Regions from separate parts of the Homo sapiens genome. Here region 2 is linked to region 1. Evidence: read pairs that join two places in POLR2A ChIA-PET (ENCODE). Cell type or tissue: PC-9. All regions are shown on one strand. Each heading gives the region's core, and the rest is flanking DNA. Links, peaks and the distances in the headings are about the cores only.

Evidence for each region. Peaks named below come from ENCODE experiments on the same cell type or tissue, not always from the same donor. Only the 100,000 strongest peaks of a DNase experiment are listed, where the experiment ranks them.
Region 2: POLR2A ChIA-PET joins it to region 1 with 10 read pairs; 14 of 35 experiments call an interaction of 5 or more read pairs at or near these places.

What each region holds. Positions count from the first base shown.
Region 1 is chr12:12,345,495-12,353,649 of GRCh38, reverse strand. MANSC1 (MANSC domain containing 1) reads left to right here and starts at 3,408. Exons shown (of 4, transcript NM_018050.4): 1 at 3,408-3,572. RefSeq lists a silencer at 3,098-3,407. In PC-9, for the core only: CTCF peaks have their summits at 3,169 and 3,370; DNase peaks (open chromatin) are centred at 2,399 and 3,739; H3K4me3 peaks cover 2,035 bases; H3K27ac peaks cover 2,226 bases.
Region 2 is chr12:12,602,260-12,610,414 of GRCh38, reverse strand. No RefSeq gene overlaps it. Among named protein-coding and RNA genes, the nearest start is that of CREBL2, 5.5 kb to the left of the region's middle. RefSeq lists a silencer at 1,866-2,084. In PC-9, for the core only: a CTCF peak has its summit at 1,544; a DNase peak (open chromatin) is centred at 3,114; H3K27ac peaks cover 1,142 bases.

The DNA.
Region 1 (8,155 bases), core at 1,579-6,578:
TAACACCTCTTCCCAGAAATTGGGATCAGATGTCCCTTCTCTGAGCCTTTTTAGTTGCCATCTTCTATCATAACATTTATTCTTTTCTTGGGGAGGGCAGGGACAGGGTCTCACTCTGTTGCCCAGGCTGGAGTGCAGTGATGCTATCATGGCTCACTACAGCCTCCTAAGAGCCTCCTAGGCTCTTAGGAGATCCTCCTGTCTCAGCCTCCCAAGTAGCTGAAACTACAGACGTGTACCACCACACCATGCTAATTTTTATTTTTTGTAGAGATGGAGTCTTGCTATGCTGCTCAGGCTGGCCTCAAACTCCTGGGCTTAAGTGATCCTCCTGCCTTGGCTTCCCAAAGCACTGGAATTACAGGCATGAGCCACTACACCTGGCCTTCATCACACTTAACTGTTTACACAGCCATTGATTTACTTTTTCTCCTTCTGAACTATGAACATCTTAAAGGTAGATCTCATTGGTATTACTGGTCTTTAGTTTCCCCTGCAGGTGCTTAATACATGTTTTTTTTTTTGTTTGTTTGTTTGTTTGTTTGTTTGTTTTTTGAGACAGAGTCTCACTCTTTCACCCAGGCTGGAGTGCAGTGGCTCGATCTCGGCTCACTACAAGCTCCACCTCCTGGGTTCACACCATTCTTCTGCCTCAGCCTCCCCAATAGCTGGGACTACAGGCGCGCGCCACCATACCCAGCTAATTTTTTGTATTTTTATTAGAGACAGGGTTTCACCATGTTAGCCAGGATGGTCTCGATCTCCTGACCTCGTGATCCACCCGCCTCGGCCTCCCAAAGTGCTGGGATTACAGGCGTGAGCCACTGCGCCTGGCTGCTTAATACATGTTTTCCGATTACTTTTAAAGAAATCTTTCTCCACATAGATGGGACTTCTAACCCTCAGAGAAGAGTGTCAAGAATCTCTTCAGGAAATGAAGTGACAATGGATATAATTTCTAAGTTATGACTCAGGCCAGAAATTAAAGTTTTTATTTTATTTTTAAGTAAGCCAAGTGCAGTGGCTCACACCTGTAATCCCAGCACTTTGGGAGGCCAAAGCAGGAGGATTGCTTGAGCCCAGGAGTTTGAGACTAGCCTGGGCAATGTAGCAAGACCTCATCTATACAAATAATTTAAAACACCGGGTACGGTGGGTCACGCCTATAATCCCAGCACTTTGGGAGGCCAAGGTGGGCAGATCACTTGATGTCAGGAGTTCAAGACCAGCCTGACCAACATGGTGAAACCCCGACTCTACTAAAAATACAAAAATTAGCTGGGCATGGTGGCATGAGCCTGTAATCTCAGCTACTCAGGAGACTGAAGCAGGAGAATTGCTTGAACCTGGGAGGCAGAAGTTGCAGTGAGCTGAGATCGTGCCACTGCACTCCAGCCTGGGCAACAGAGCGAGACTCCATCTCAAAATTAAAAAAAAAAAAAAAATTAAGAACATTAGCTGGGTGTGGTGTGCGTTTGTGGTCCCAGCTACTCAAGAGACTGAGGCAAAAGAATCACTTGAGCCCAGGTGGTCAAAGCTGCAGTGAGTCGTGATTGTGCCATTGCACTCCAGTGTGGGCAACAGAGCGAGACCCTGTCTAAAAAAATGAATAAATAAACAATGATATTTATAAATTAAACATATATAATAGAAAATATTTCTTTAATCATTATTTTAATCAATATCCTTTGTTCACTGTCATAACTGAAAAAATAACATATCACTTCAATGAAAACAGGTTCAGGCCGGGCACAGTGGCTCACGCCTGTAATCCTAGCACTTTGGGACGCCGAGGCGGGCGGATTGCCTGAGCTCAGGAGTTCGAGACCAGCCTGGGCAACACGGTGAAACCCCATCTCTACTAAAATAGAAAAAAATTAGCTGGGCGTGGCGGCATGTGCCTGTAGTCCCAGCTACTCAGGAGTCTGAGGCAAAAGAATTGCTATAACCCGGGAGGTGGAGGTTGCAGTGAGCCGAGATCACACCACTGCACTCCAGCCTGGGCAACACAGCGAGACTCCGTCTCTAAAAACAAACAAAACACAAAACAAAACAAAAAAAGAAACAGGTTCATTGTATTAAAGCACCGAATACGAAGTTTCTAATAATGGAAAGGTCTACTTTGTAACTAGCATGGATTACCCCATGTAGAGAGATTCAAAAACTGTGATAGCTCTACACCCTGAACCCTGAAGTGTATCAGATGATAAAAGATAAAACACACTTGCAGATCAGTCCCTTGTTGCATCAGGAAAATCACTGCAATGGGAAATTACTCTGGTGTTTACTTTTCTTTGGTAACTCTTTCAAACCTAGCTTTAGCAACATTGTAATTCAAGAGTCATCCTTTGGTTACAAGTAGAGTTAGTTTCACACAATGGACCTTTGTTCACAAGCATTCTCAGTCAACCTAATCCTCCTGTAGTTATTGGTTAAGACTAGGGTGTGTAGCTGTTGGCCGTACAGGCCTAGACTTAACTTGCAATTGCATAGCGCTTCAGGTCTGCAAGCTCTTTCAAAACAGAGGTGAAGATACTGTCAAAGGTTAGACCATATGGCAAACTAAGTGTCAATGGTTTAGTAACGTTGCATTTGTGTGTGTGTTTATGGAGGTGGGGATGGGGCCAGCAGTAATTTAGAAACTTCCACAACCTATGCCCTATGCAGTTCTTTTCCATTCATTCAGTCAACAAAAATATTTTAGTTAAATATTTACTGAGCACCTATTGTGTACCAGGCACTATGCTAAGTGTTAGGGATACAGTTTTAATATATGTTACAGACACCAGCATTTTCACCATTATTATCCTATCTACAAACAATAAATCCCGCAGAAAGCCAAATACCTTCCCTGAAGTTTGTCTTGCAGATAATATTTAACTCAAGAATTGCCATCTTTAATTGAGGACTCCATCCTCCAATTATGGAAAGAGGATTCTCAGAACTATGCCCCCAATAGGATGCACTATAAGCCCTTGAACATCAAAAAACTGCTCTCAGTGGTTGCCTCTGAGGAGGGAGACTAGGAGACTGGGGCACGGGGGTGAGGGGTAGACTTGTCTCTGTGTCTATTTTTGTACTGTTTGACATTTTCCCCATGTGCATTTATTTTAACTTGCGCGGGCCGCGAGGCAAGGCTCACCTGCAGACCCTCGGGCCACCAGCAGGGAGGCACGCACTCCCCCTCGCAGCGCGCCCAGCCCGGGGTCAGCGGTGTGGCTGAGCTGGGGGGGAGCGCGGGGCGGTGGGGGGAGCCACCTCCCTGCGGGGCTCAGCGCTGGGGCCGGGAGCCCGGAGCCTCCGCGGGGAGGGACGCGCTAATGTTGCCGGGAAGCAGCTCCGGGTTGCAGGGCAGGAACGTGCCCTTCCCCCGCGGCAAACTTGCCGTCGCTGCGACGGAAGCAGGAACTTGCTAACCACAAAACCCGCCAGGCCGGTGCGGGAGCTGCGGAGCATCCGCTGCGGTCCTCGCCGAGACCCCCGCGCGGATTCGCCGGTCCTTCCCGCGGGCGCGACAGAGCTGTCCTCGCACCTGGATGGCAGCAGGGGCGCCGGGGTCCTCTCGACGCCAGGTAAAGGGGTCTCCCCAATACCCACCCCCGACCGGCCGCAGGCGACGTCGCTACCTGCGGAGAGAGTCGGTCCCCTCCTTTCCAGGGGCCGAGGCTCCTTCACCCACACCCGAGCATCCAAAGGACCAGCTGGGGCCAATAAGGGCTGACCAGGATCCTTGAGTCGCTGCAGTATTCCAAAGGGGACCTCTAGGCGGGCTCAAGGCACCTGCCATAAATGGCTCTGGCTCTGCGTTGACATCAGAAGGAGAGGCAGAAGAATAGCTCAGTAGGCAACATGCATTTCCTCAAAGGAAGAGAAAATGTTCCCTGTTTTCTTGTCGTTGACTCTGTATTCATTATTGAAACTGCTAATTGTCTAATTCTCTGTAGAGTGTGTGTGTGTATACAGTTATAAGCATCTTGGTAAATTATAGTGTGCTGTAAGACGATTTCCAATATTTGAACTAATTACGTGCGAGTAAGTTTTAGCGACTCTTGTATGCAGACGTTAAAACTCAGGGGCATCCTCTCTCACCCGCCTGTATCCTTTTACCCCGTCTTTCAACAAGATTCAACTCGACTTCAGGCCCTTAAAGCCTAAATAATAATGGATTAGAAAACGTCGCTAACCTAATATTGCTGAGCCTCTTTAATGATATAAAACTCTTAAACACTTCTCTCAATGCTGCATACTGAAAACAACTCCTGCCCCATCTCCTTACATAGTTCAGGTTTCTTTGCAAAAGCTTGAAAAGAGGCTACATTAGAATCCATTCAAAATAAAGTATTGGCCTGGTTTTCTCTTGATTCCCTAGAGGCTTGCAAAATATGGCAGCGTATTAAGTACCTTGGCCAGAATTATTAACCTGGGGAGTCCACGATAAGGTATCCATGGATAGAATTCAGGATGTCTGTGAACTTGAGTGGAAAAAATTATTATTTCACCGACTTCTGAAATGGAATGTAGGCAAAAGCCACAGTAGTATTAGCAGTAGCTATGATTTGCCCCCTGTAAATATTGCCGATATCTTTATATCACATGACTTGTTGCACGTTTCAAAATATTATCTATACTCAATACCACGTCAAAATTATGGCAGTTATTAGATGACCACTTGTTACTTAATAGGTTAATAAAGAAGCACATATTATGTCCCACAACTTTTTGTAAGTTTTAACTAAAATGAGGATAATAATGGGATCTGTAAAGATTAAATGACATGATATATATAAAGTGCTTAGCATAGAAACTGGCATTTTAGACGCAATAAATGTTACTATTTTACTGTATACAGAATTTTGACAAACAGCAAGAAAAGTATTAGACTTGTGTTTTATTACCATATACTGGTTTGTTTCTGGGTTTTTTTTTTTTTTTGGTTTTACCTTTTTTTAAAACTAAAAGTCCATAGTTCACATAATGTTCACTCTGTGTGTTTTACATTTCTATGGGTTTTGACAGATGTTCAATAACATGTATCCTCCATTACAGTGTTATACAGAATAGTCTCAATGCCCCAAATATCCCTTGCACTCCACCGATTCATCCTCCCACTCCTGTTCTCCTGGTGACCACTGGCCTTCTTACTGCCGCTGTAGTTTGCCTTTTTTAGAACGTCATACAGTTAGATTCATATCTGTTCAGACTGGCTTCTTTGACTTAGGAATATGCAGTTAAGATTCCTCCATGTCTTTTTGTGGCTTGATAGTTCATTTATTTTTATTACTGAGTAATATTCCAATGTATGGATGTATCTCATTTTGTTTATTCATCTATTGATGGGCATCTTGGTTGCTTTTAGTTTTTGGCAATTATGAATAAAGCTACTACAAATATTCTATTGCAGATTTTTGTGTGGACATAAGTTTTCAATTCATTTGAGTGAATACATAGGAGGACAATTGCTGAATTGTATGGTAAGGCTGCATTTAGCTTGGTAAGAAACTGCCAAACTTCTCCCAAAGTGGCTGTACCATTTTGCATTCCCCAACAGCAATGAATGAGAATTTTTCCTTTTTTTTTTTTCTTTTTTGAGATAGGGTCTCACTCTGTTGCCCAGGCTGGAGTGCAGTGGCATGATCTCGGCTCACTGCAACCTCCACGTCCCGGGTTCAAGCGATTCTTCTGCCTCAGCCTCCCAAGTAGCTGGGATTACAGGCACCTGCCACCATATCTGGCTAATTTTTGTATTTTTTTTTAGTAGAGATGGGGTTTCACCATGTTGGTCAGGCTGATCTCAAACTCCTGACCTCAAGTGATCTGCCCACCTTGGCCTCCCAAAGTGCTGGGATTACAGATGTGAGCCACCGCGCCCAGGCGAGAATTTCTGTTGCTCCATGTCCTTGTATTTGGTATTGTCCATTTTTTGGATTTTAGCCATTCTCATAGGTGGGTAGTGGTATCTTGTTTGAATTTGCAATCCCCTAATGACATATGATGTTAGATACCTTTTCATATGCTTATTTGTCATCTGTATATCTTCTTTGATAAGGTGTCTGCTCAGATCTTCTGTCCATTGAGTTTCTTTTCTTATTGCTGACTTGAGTTCTTTGTATATTTTGGATACCAGTCCTTTATCACAGGGTTCCCCAACCCCTGGGCCGCAGACCAGTACCTATTAGGAAATGGGCCACACAGCAGGAGGTGAGCAGTGGGCCAGAGAGCAAAGCTTCCTCTGTATTTACATTATGCATTACTGCCTGAGCTCCACCTCCTGTCAGATCAGTGGTGGCCGTAGATTCTCATCGGCGCACGAACCCTGTTGTGAACTGCACATGTGAGGGATCTAGGCTGCACACTCCTTATGAGAATCTAATGCCTGATGATCTGTCACTGTCTCCCATCACCCCCAGATGGTACTGTCTAGTTGCAGGAAGACAAGCTCAGGGCTCCCACTGATTCTACATTATGTTGAGTTGTATAATTATGTCGTTATATATTATAATGTAATAATAGAAATAAAGTGCACAATAAATACAATGCACTTGAATCATCCTGAACCATACCCCCACAACGCCGTCCATGGAAAAATTGTCTTCCATGAAACTGGTCCCTGGTGCGAGAAAGGCTATGGACTGCTGCTTTATCAGATGTGTGTTTCACAAATATTTCCTCCAAAAAAAAAAAAACCACCTCAAATATTTCCTCCAAGTCTGTGGTTTATCTTTTCATTCTCTTTAACGGTATCTTTTGTAGAGCAGAAGTTTTTAAATTTAATGAAGTCCAACATCAAATTTTTCTTTCATGGAGTGTGCTTTTGGTATTGTATTTAAAAACTCATCACCTAATCTAAGGTCACAAGGATTTTCTTCTGTTATTTTCTAGAAATTTTATGGTTTTATATTTTACATTTAGGTCTGTGATCCATTTAGAGCTAAATTTTGTGAAAGGTGTAAAGTATGTGGCTAGATTTATTTATTTATTCATTTTTGCAAATGGATATCCAGTTGTTCCAGTACCATTTTTGGAAAAGACTGTCCTTTCTCCATTGAATCCCCTTTGCTCCTTTGTCAAAGATCAGTTGACTCTCTTTGTGAGGGTCTATTTCTGGGTTTACTATTCCATTCCATTGATCTGTTTGTCTATTCTTTTTCTAATACCATACTTTTTTGATTATTGTAGCTTTACGGTAAGTGTTGAAGTCAGGTAGTATCAGTCTTCCAACTTTGTTCTTTAGTATTCTGGACTGTTCTTGGTCTTTTCTGCATTTCCATGTAAATTTTAAAATCAGTTGGTTGATATCCAAAAAATAACTTTGGGCTTTTGATTAAGACTGTATTTAATCTGTAGCTCAAGTTGGGAAGCACTGATACCTTTTTTTTTTTGAGACGGAGTCTCGCTCTGTCGCCCAGGCTGCAGTGCAGTGGCGCAATCTCGGCTTGCTGCAAGCTCCGCCTGGGGTTCATGCCATTCTCCTGCCTCAGCCTCCCGAGTAGCTGGGACTACAGGCGGCCGCCACCACGCCCAGCTAACTTTTTGTATTTTTAGTAGAGACGGGGTTTCACCGTGTTAGCCAGGATGGTTGTGATCTCCTGACCTCATGATCTGCCTGCCTCGGCCTCCCAAAGTGCTGGGATTACAGGCTTGAGCCATGGCGCCTGGCCAGGAAGCACTGATATGTTAACAAAATAAAGTCTTCCTATCCATGAACATGTTATATCTCTCTATTTATTAGCTCCTCTTTGATTTCTTTCACCAGGATTTTGTAGGGACATTCTAAAATCTATTTTGGTAATTATATTTCACTATAACTGGCTTCCTTTGGAATCCTACATATTCCATTTTATGCATTTTTAAATATGTCTCACAAAAGAGATCCTGAGCTTCCTCAGACTATCAAAGGGGTTAATAAACAAAGGTTAAAGAAGTAGTAATTCTGCTCTAAGCTATCATTCAGCAAACAATTTGTATTCAACAAAATGTTTAATGAAATGTTAAAAGGAAATGTGGAGGTTGATAGGTGAGGATAATTTCTTGTATTGTCTTGCCAGTTTAACATTTATTTTTCCTAAAAGAACCAGCATCTCAATAGAGTTGGCATTATACATAGTGTGACTTTTGTATTTTTAAGGCTGTCAAAAAGAAAACCTGCCCCTAAACT
Region 2 (8,155 bases), core at 1,016-6,015, 260 kb before region 1:
TGACGGTTAATGAGTACTGGGTTTCTTTTTGAGGTGATGAAAATGATCTAAAATTCAGCCGGGCATGGTGGCTCACGCCTGTAATCCCAGCACTTTGGGAGGCCGAGGTGGGCTGATCACCTGAGGTCAGGAGTTCGAGACCAGCCTGACCAACATGGAGAAACCCATCTCTACTAAAAATACAAAGTTGGCCAGGCCTGGGAGAGCATACCTGTAATCCCAGCTACGTGGGAGGCTGAGGCAGGAGAATGGCTTAAACCCAGGAGGCGGAGGTTGCAGTGAGTTGAGACCGTGCCATTGCACTCCAGCCTGAGCAACAAGAGCGAAACTCCGACTCAAAAAAAAAAAAAAAAAAAAAGAAGAAAAGAAAATTATCTAAAATTGATTTTGGTGATGGTTGCACATCCTGTGAATATATTAAAAACCACTAAATTGTAGTTTAACTGTAGTTAAACCACTTTAAATGAGTGGATTATATCTCAATAAAGTTATTTTAAAAATAACTGGCTGTGTCCTCATTTAATAAAGTCAGTGAGCTTGTTTTTACTGTTGTTTTTGTTTTGGCCTACCTCGGGCCTTTGAGAACTTGACAAAGATTGCATATTTGTCAATGCTGCTCCTGAAGAGCCCTTTGGCTCACACCTTTTCAAAGACTCACAAAGTGCTTTCTCAACCCTTGCAAAATCCAACTGAGGTAGAGTTCTCAGATTTAGCAATATAGACACAGAATACTCAATTACATTCGAATTTCAGATAAACCGCAAATACTCTTTTAGGAAAGTGTGTCCCATGCAACTTTTTTTTTTTTTTTTGAGACAGAGTTTCGCTCTGTCACCCAGGCTGGAGTGCAGTGGTGCAATCTCGGCTCATTACAGCCTCTGCCTCCCAGGTTCATGCCATTCTCCTGCCTCAGCCTCCCGAGTAGCTGGGACTACAGGCGCCCACCACCACGCCCAGCTAATTTTTGTATTTTTAGTACAGACTGGGTTTCACCGTGTTATCTAGGATGGTCTCTATCTCCTGACCTCGTGATCCGCCCGCCTCGGCCTCCCAAAGTGCTGGAATTACAGGCATGAGCCACTGCACCTAGTAGGTGTATTAACTTCTAAAATTACAGTGTAAATCCTCAAGGACTTTATAATCCAGGAGGTGACATACAGAAAACTTAGACCATTCACTAAACAAAGCATCTGGTAAAAAATAATACAGATCAAGTTTAATATCTATGTGGTGATAAGTTGAAGGTAAGAGGATGTAAAACTTATGGTGGGCAGGGAAAGCTGCGCATCAGACTGATTAGAAGAGCAAACACAGCAAAGTGTTTTTTAAATGGTTAGGGGAAGAATGTGCTCTCAGCATCCTGGATGTGTTCTATATCTACGGTTCTCAATCTTTTTTTCCTATATCATCTTCTCAAAAGGAACCTCCAAGGCATGCAATTCCTTTAAAAAACACATACATTTCTCCTCTCTTCACTCCCTCCCCAACAGTCACAAACACATTTCATATACTCTCAGACACCCCACATAGAGGCACTGTTGGCCTATGTTGCATCAAGCCTCTGTCACTGCTATGGAGTTTCTTGTAGTAACTTTCTAAGTAGCATGGTGCACACCCACTCCTAATGGGTCTGCATGCCTCCATGCCCTCATCTATCTGTCTGCCTCCTGGTCCCCTTACCGCTGGGCACAGGTGTCTAAACAGAGCCAAGATGATCATGTTACTCCCTGGGCCACATGGGTCTTCTTGGGCTCATATCCCCTGGGGAACATCACAGAGAAAGAATGCTCATTAAAATAGCTTGTTAGGCCCAAGCTGGCTTTCCATTTAGTTTGACACTTTTTTTTTTCTTTTTTGAGGTGGAGTCTAGCTCTGTTGCCAGGATGGAGTGCAGTGGCATGATCTCAGCTCACTGCAACCTCTGCCTCCCGGGTTCAAGCAATCCTCCTACCTCAGACTCCCAAGTAGCTGGGATTATAGGCATGTGCCAGCATGCCCAGCTAATTTTTGTATTTTTAGTAGGGACAGGGTTTCACCATGTTGGCCAGGATGGTCTCAATCTCCTGACCTCAGGTGATCGGCCCACCTTGGCCTCCCAAAGTGTTGGGATTACAGGTGTGAGCCACTGCACCTGGCCAGTTTGACATGTTTGAGTCTGAAAAATTTTAAAACTGTCCAACCCTTTCCAAACATCCATTGGAAATTAAAAATGTCTGATGCAATTCTGGAAATTTTTGCTAGATCCATCTCCAATAAAATCTAGAAATAGCAATAATTTTTTTTAAAGGCCTACCAAGGAAAAGACAAAGATGGGCCGGGTGTGGTGGCTCACGCCTGTAATCCCAGCACTTTGGGAGGCTGAGGCAGGCAGATCACGAGGTCAGGAGATCGAGACCATCCTGGCTAACACGGTGAACCCCATCTCTACTAAAAATACAAAAAATTAGCCAGGCATGGTGGCAGTCCCCTGTAGTCCCAGCTACTCGGGAGGCTGAGGCAGGAGAATGGCGTGAACCCAGGAGGCAGAGCTTGCAGTGAGCCGAGATTGCACTACTGCACTCCAGCCTGGGTGACAGAGCGAGACTCCATCTCAAAAAAAAAAAAAAGACAAAGATGGCCATGAAATCTACCATGGTAACTTCTGACGCATCTTACCACACATCCTAAACTTGGGGAAGAAGGTATTCTAGAGTCATCCTAGAAATGCCCATTCATAACTTCTCTGTCTTTGGCTTGTCTTTTCAAAGAATTGATCATCCATGGCTGGGTGATAAAAAGTTTTAAATGCAGCATGGTTCGTACAGTGAATTTGAGGATAGTTCAAATCATGACACAGAGACTGAGAAAGGAAAGGAGAAAAACTATTCAAAGTAAAAAACAAACCACTAATTGAAGAAAGGTAGGGGGTGGCATGAGATTAAGTGAGGAGGGTAAGGGAACAAAAATTAACCTTATTATAGAAACCACAAACGAGGCGAACAGTACAATATTCTACATTCAGGAATGCCATGGCTACGTTGATATGTAAATCTGGCACTTGAACAAAAGAGTAATTATTGCTGCTAATATGGTAATCCTCAGAGGTACAGAGAAAAAGTGGGTGGGTCATGTGAAATTCATGAAATGCTTGAGGTGAACTCACTGTCGAAGTATTAGTCATGTTTTGTTTTGTGTGTGGTTTTTTCCAATTTATTTTATAGATAAGTCTTCCTCTGTACTTTTCGTTTTCTAAAAGTTTAGCTTATTTTCAAAAGGCTATAAAATACTCTATTGGAAACGTTTGTTTTTGTTCTAAAGGCATTTTGCAACATGCCTCCCCTCCTTTGGCCTACACGGACAAATATGCCTACATTTGCATACAGCACAGTACCTATTTACTCTCTGTATTGGTTAGAAAGTTCAGAGACAACAGTCAAAAGGAACATTTTCAGACTGAGCACATAACTCAGCCTCCAGCTTGTTAGCAGGAGCAAAATAAATAAATAAAGCCAAGAAGTACTGAAGCAGTCTGTTGACAAGGAAAAAGAGACCCAATCAGCATAAAAATAAGGAAGAGAAAATGAAGCTCAAGGAACTAAAACCTTCCAAGCTCAAACTTTCCCTCACCTCTTCCCCTTCACCAACATACTAAAAGCTTCCCTTCAAATGCAACACCAGTAGTTCTTGATACTGTACTATTTACTCTTTTCTGCTTAAAATACTGTTGTTGTTTCTTTCTTTCTTTTTTTTTTTTTTTGAGATGGAGTCTTCACTCTGTCGCCCAGGCTGGAGTGCAGTGGTGTGATCTCGACTCACTGCAACCTCTGCCTCCCAGGTTCAAGCGATTCTCCTGCCTCAGCCTCCCGAGTAGCTGGGATTACAATGTGTCACCACACCCAGCTAATTTTTGTACTTTTAGTAGAGACGGGCTTTCACCATGTTGGCCAACCTGGTCTCAAACTCCCGACCTCAGGTGATCCACCTGCCTTGGCCTCCCAAAGTGCTGGAATTACAGGCCACCGTGCCTGGCCTACTGTTGCTGTTTCTAAGCCATATACGTCCCTCGCCCAGTGAGAAAGAATAAAATGCGCCCTTATTTGAGGAAATAATAGAAAATGTATTTATTTGGCCAATAAGCAACTGTTTAAAACTGAGCAACCCTTTGTAAGAGAGGGCTTTCCAAGCATCCCTATTAGTCATTTACACTTTAGTATGGATATGCTTCTTTTTCTCTTACCTGCTCCCTAAATATTAATTTAACACAGGGTTTACATGGGGGAGAAAAGAGGAATATATGGTTTTGGAGGATGGATGTTATAAGAGGGGGAAGATCTGAGTAGATCTGATTGCTGTGGTTGGGCTTTCAGCATTTGAAGAGCAGCAAGTAGAAACTGGATACCCATGGGGGTTAGGGTCGGGGAGGTAGGAGAGAGCTGAGAAAGTATAGTCCAGTACCTTCTTTAACAATTCTCGGCCAGCCACGGTGGCTCACCCCTGTAATCCCAGCACTTTGGGAGGCTGAGACGGGCGGATCACGAGGTCAGGAGATGGAGACCATCCTGGCTAACACGGTGAAACCCCGTCTCTACTAAAAATACAAAAAATTAGCTGGGCGTGGTGACGGCCGCCTGTAGTCCCAGCTACTTGGGAGGCTGAGGCAGGAGAATGGCATGAACCCAGGAGGCAGATCTGGCAGTGAGCCGAGATTGCGCCACTGCACTCCAGCCTGGGCGACAGAGCGAGACTCCGTCTCAAAAAAAAACAAAAAACAAACAACCCGAAAAAATAAAACCAATTCTCCCTTCTGTTCCTTTCTGTCCAAAAGGAGTAATTTTCAGTTGTACCTTAGATTTCTGGTGTTAAGATTGAGTGCCACGGCGTTCATTCAAGGGGCTTATAAATCCTTCCAGTCCTTTCCCCAGGGCCACTAACACTTCAAATTCCCAGGTGTCCCTAATTTGAGAGTAACCTTCTGAGAATAGCATTAGACCCTGGCTGTCCCCTCCCTGCCAATAAACCTAATATTCCTTTCTCTACCCAGCATTTATGAACCCCTTCACCACCAAGAGCCTGATCATTTAGTTTGGTGGTGGTGGCAGCGGCCGGCGGGACCAAGGGCACCTCCTACGTACACAGGAGGAGTATTTCATTTCTCCTTAATGAAGGCTGTGGCCCTGACCCCTCAGCACTGTCTCCAGTTAGGAACACACCCAAAGCAGTTAATTAGGCAGCCTGGAGAAAACCAGAGATCCACTATAGAAAGGAAGGGATATTTATTGAGGAACAGAAGTCGTCTTTTAAAAAGTGTTTATTTTTGGCAATAAAGAGCACATTTTTCTTCTGCTGCTAAAGAAGAAAAGGTGCCTGGCCCTGTGTGTGTCTGTTGGGTAAACCCTCAGGAGATGACTGCATCAGACCTGCAGATGTCTAAACTTGCTGTAGCACGTTACACTTATCGCTTGAAACGCTTTTTTTAAAAAGCAAGTTTCAGAGTCCACTTTTGAGCTTGTTGTTTCCAGTGTAAGGTTGGTAAGCCCAGCGGTTTTGTTGAATGGAAATCTGACAGGGCTCCTCTTCTGGATCTTGTATTTTTAAGGGAGAAAAGATTGGAACCCTGAGTCGTTAGGAGGAAGTTTGCTTTTGGTACCTGGAAACTTCACAAGAGTAGCAGGGGAACCATTTCTTACTTCATAAATAGCCTTAACTGTTCCATTTTTTGCTTCAATCTTCCCCATTTCTAAGAAAAAAATACAAGGAAATTTACTATTGAAATGCTATCAAACCTACTTATGACCATAAAGATATTTTCGAAAAGCCATAAATATTTATGGGGATTTAAGTGCTAACAACATTTCTTTTCTTCTTTCTTTTTCTTTTTTTTTTTTGATAGAGAGTCTTGCTCTGTCCCCCAGGCTAGAGTACAGTGGCACGGTCTCAGCTCACTGCAACCTCTGCCTCCCTGGTTCAAGCGATTCTCCTGCCTCAGCCTCCTGAGTAGCTGGGATTACCGGTGTGTGCCACCACACCTGGCTAATTTTTGTATTTTTAGTAGAGACAGGGTTTCGCCATGTTGGCCAGCCAGGTTGGTCTTGAACTCCTGACCTCAGGTGATCCACCCACCTCAGCCTCCCAAAGTGCTGGGATTACAGGCGTGAGCCACCGCGCCTGGCCCAACATTTCTTGACTCTAAGTTATATACTGTCTATTGCTAGATGTAAATATCTCTTTCTTTTGGCTTATTTTATAATACTATGGATATTCTGATTTTTCTGTTTGGGATCATATAGTAGTCACACATATTTATTTTTTGACTTATATAATCTACATATTTTAAAGCATAAAAGCATATTTTCAATTCCTTTGACTTTTTTTTTTTTTTTTTTTTTTTTTTTTGAGACAGAGTCTCACTCTGTTGCCCAGGCTGGAGTACAGTGGTGTGATCTCGGCTCACTGCAACCCCCACCTCCCGGGTTCAAACGATTCTCCTGCCTCAGCCTCCCGAGTAGCAGAGATTACAGGCGCCCTTATTGCTTCTCGGCCTTTGGCTAAGATCAAGTATACAGGCGCCCACCACCATGCCCAGCTAATTTCTGTATTTTTAGTAGAAACAGGGTTTTGCCATGTTGGACAGACTGGTCTTGAACTCTTAACCTCAGGTGATCTGCCCCCCTTGGCCTCCCAAAATGTTGGGTTACAGGCGTGAGCCACCGCGCCCAGCCTCCTTTAATTTTAAAAGGCTTCCTTCATCTGTATAGAAAGATTTCCATCGTAGGCTTTATCTTTAAATCTTTCTGCTTGTACAAAGAATTGTTCTCCAAAACATTTGTTTAAATCTGAAGGTAGTTAATGTCATTCTTTGGTTAATTCAATGTTACATGAACAACATAGCACCTAATATTTTGTGATAAATTATAAAATTTTTAGTGATAATACCAGTTAATGGTTTCCAAAAATGTTCATGTGAATATTATCTCTTGTAGGAATGAAGGTGTTGTCACTTAGAATCTAACCTAACATGCTATTTCTGTCACCAACAACAGTTCTTTGTTAGAGGGCATAGTTGTTCTAGCTAATGTTTTATATATATATATATACATTTTTTTTTTGAGATGGAGTTTCGCTTTTGTTGCCCAGGCTGGAGTGCAATGGTGCATCTCGGCTCAACACAACCTCTACCTCCCAGGTTCAAGCAATTGTTCTGCCTGAGCCTCCCGAGTAGCTAGGATTACAGGCATGAGTCACCATGCCTGGCTAATTTTGTATTTTTAGTAGAGACGGGGTTTCTCCATGTTGGTCAGGCTGGTCTTGAACTCCCAACCTCAGGTTATCCACCCGCCTTGGCCTCCCAAAGTGCTGGGATTACAGGCATGAGCCACTGCGCTCAGCCATCCCTAAAAGTTTGATAAATTTTGCTTAGTAGCCACTTTTGGCTCTGTTATGCATATATGTGTCCAGGCTGGAGTGCAGTGGCACAATCATAGTTTACTGTAACCTCAAACTCTTGGGCTTCAGTGTTCCTCAGTGATCCTTCTGCCTCAGTCTCCCAAGTAGATGGGCTAATATGCCCAGCATTAAAAAAAAAAAAAAATTGTAGAGGAGGTGGGGGTTGGGTAATGGAATCTCACCATGTTGCCCAGGCTGGTCTCCACTTCCTGGCCTTCAAGTGATCCTCTCACCTCAGGCTGCCGGTAAAGACTTTTTTTTTTTTTTTTTTTTGAGGCAGAGTCTCACACTCTGTCACCTAGGCTGGAGTGCAAGTGGTGTGATGTCCACTCACTGCAACCTCCGCCTCCCAGGTTCAAGAGATTCTCCTGCCTCAGCCTCCCGAGTAGCTGGGATTACAGGCGCCCGCCACTATGCTTGGCTAATTTTTTTTTCGTATTTTTAGTAGAGATGGGGTTTCACCATCTTGGCCAGGCTGGTCTCAAACTCCTGACCTCATGATCCACCAGCCTCAGCTTCCCAAAGTGCTGGGATTACAGGTGTGAGCCACCACGCCTGGCCAAGATTTTTTTTTAATAGAAAAAATTAACCAGGCCTGGTGGCACGTACCTATAGTCCCAGCTACTCCGGAGGCTGAGGTGGGATGATCGCTTGAGCCTGAAAGGCAGAGGTTTTAGTGAGTCGAGATTATGCCACTGCACTACAGCCTGGGTGACAGAGTGAGACCCTGTCT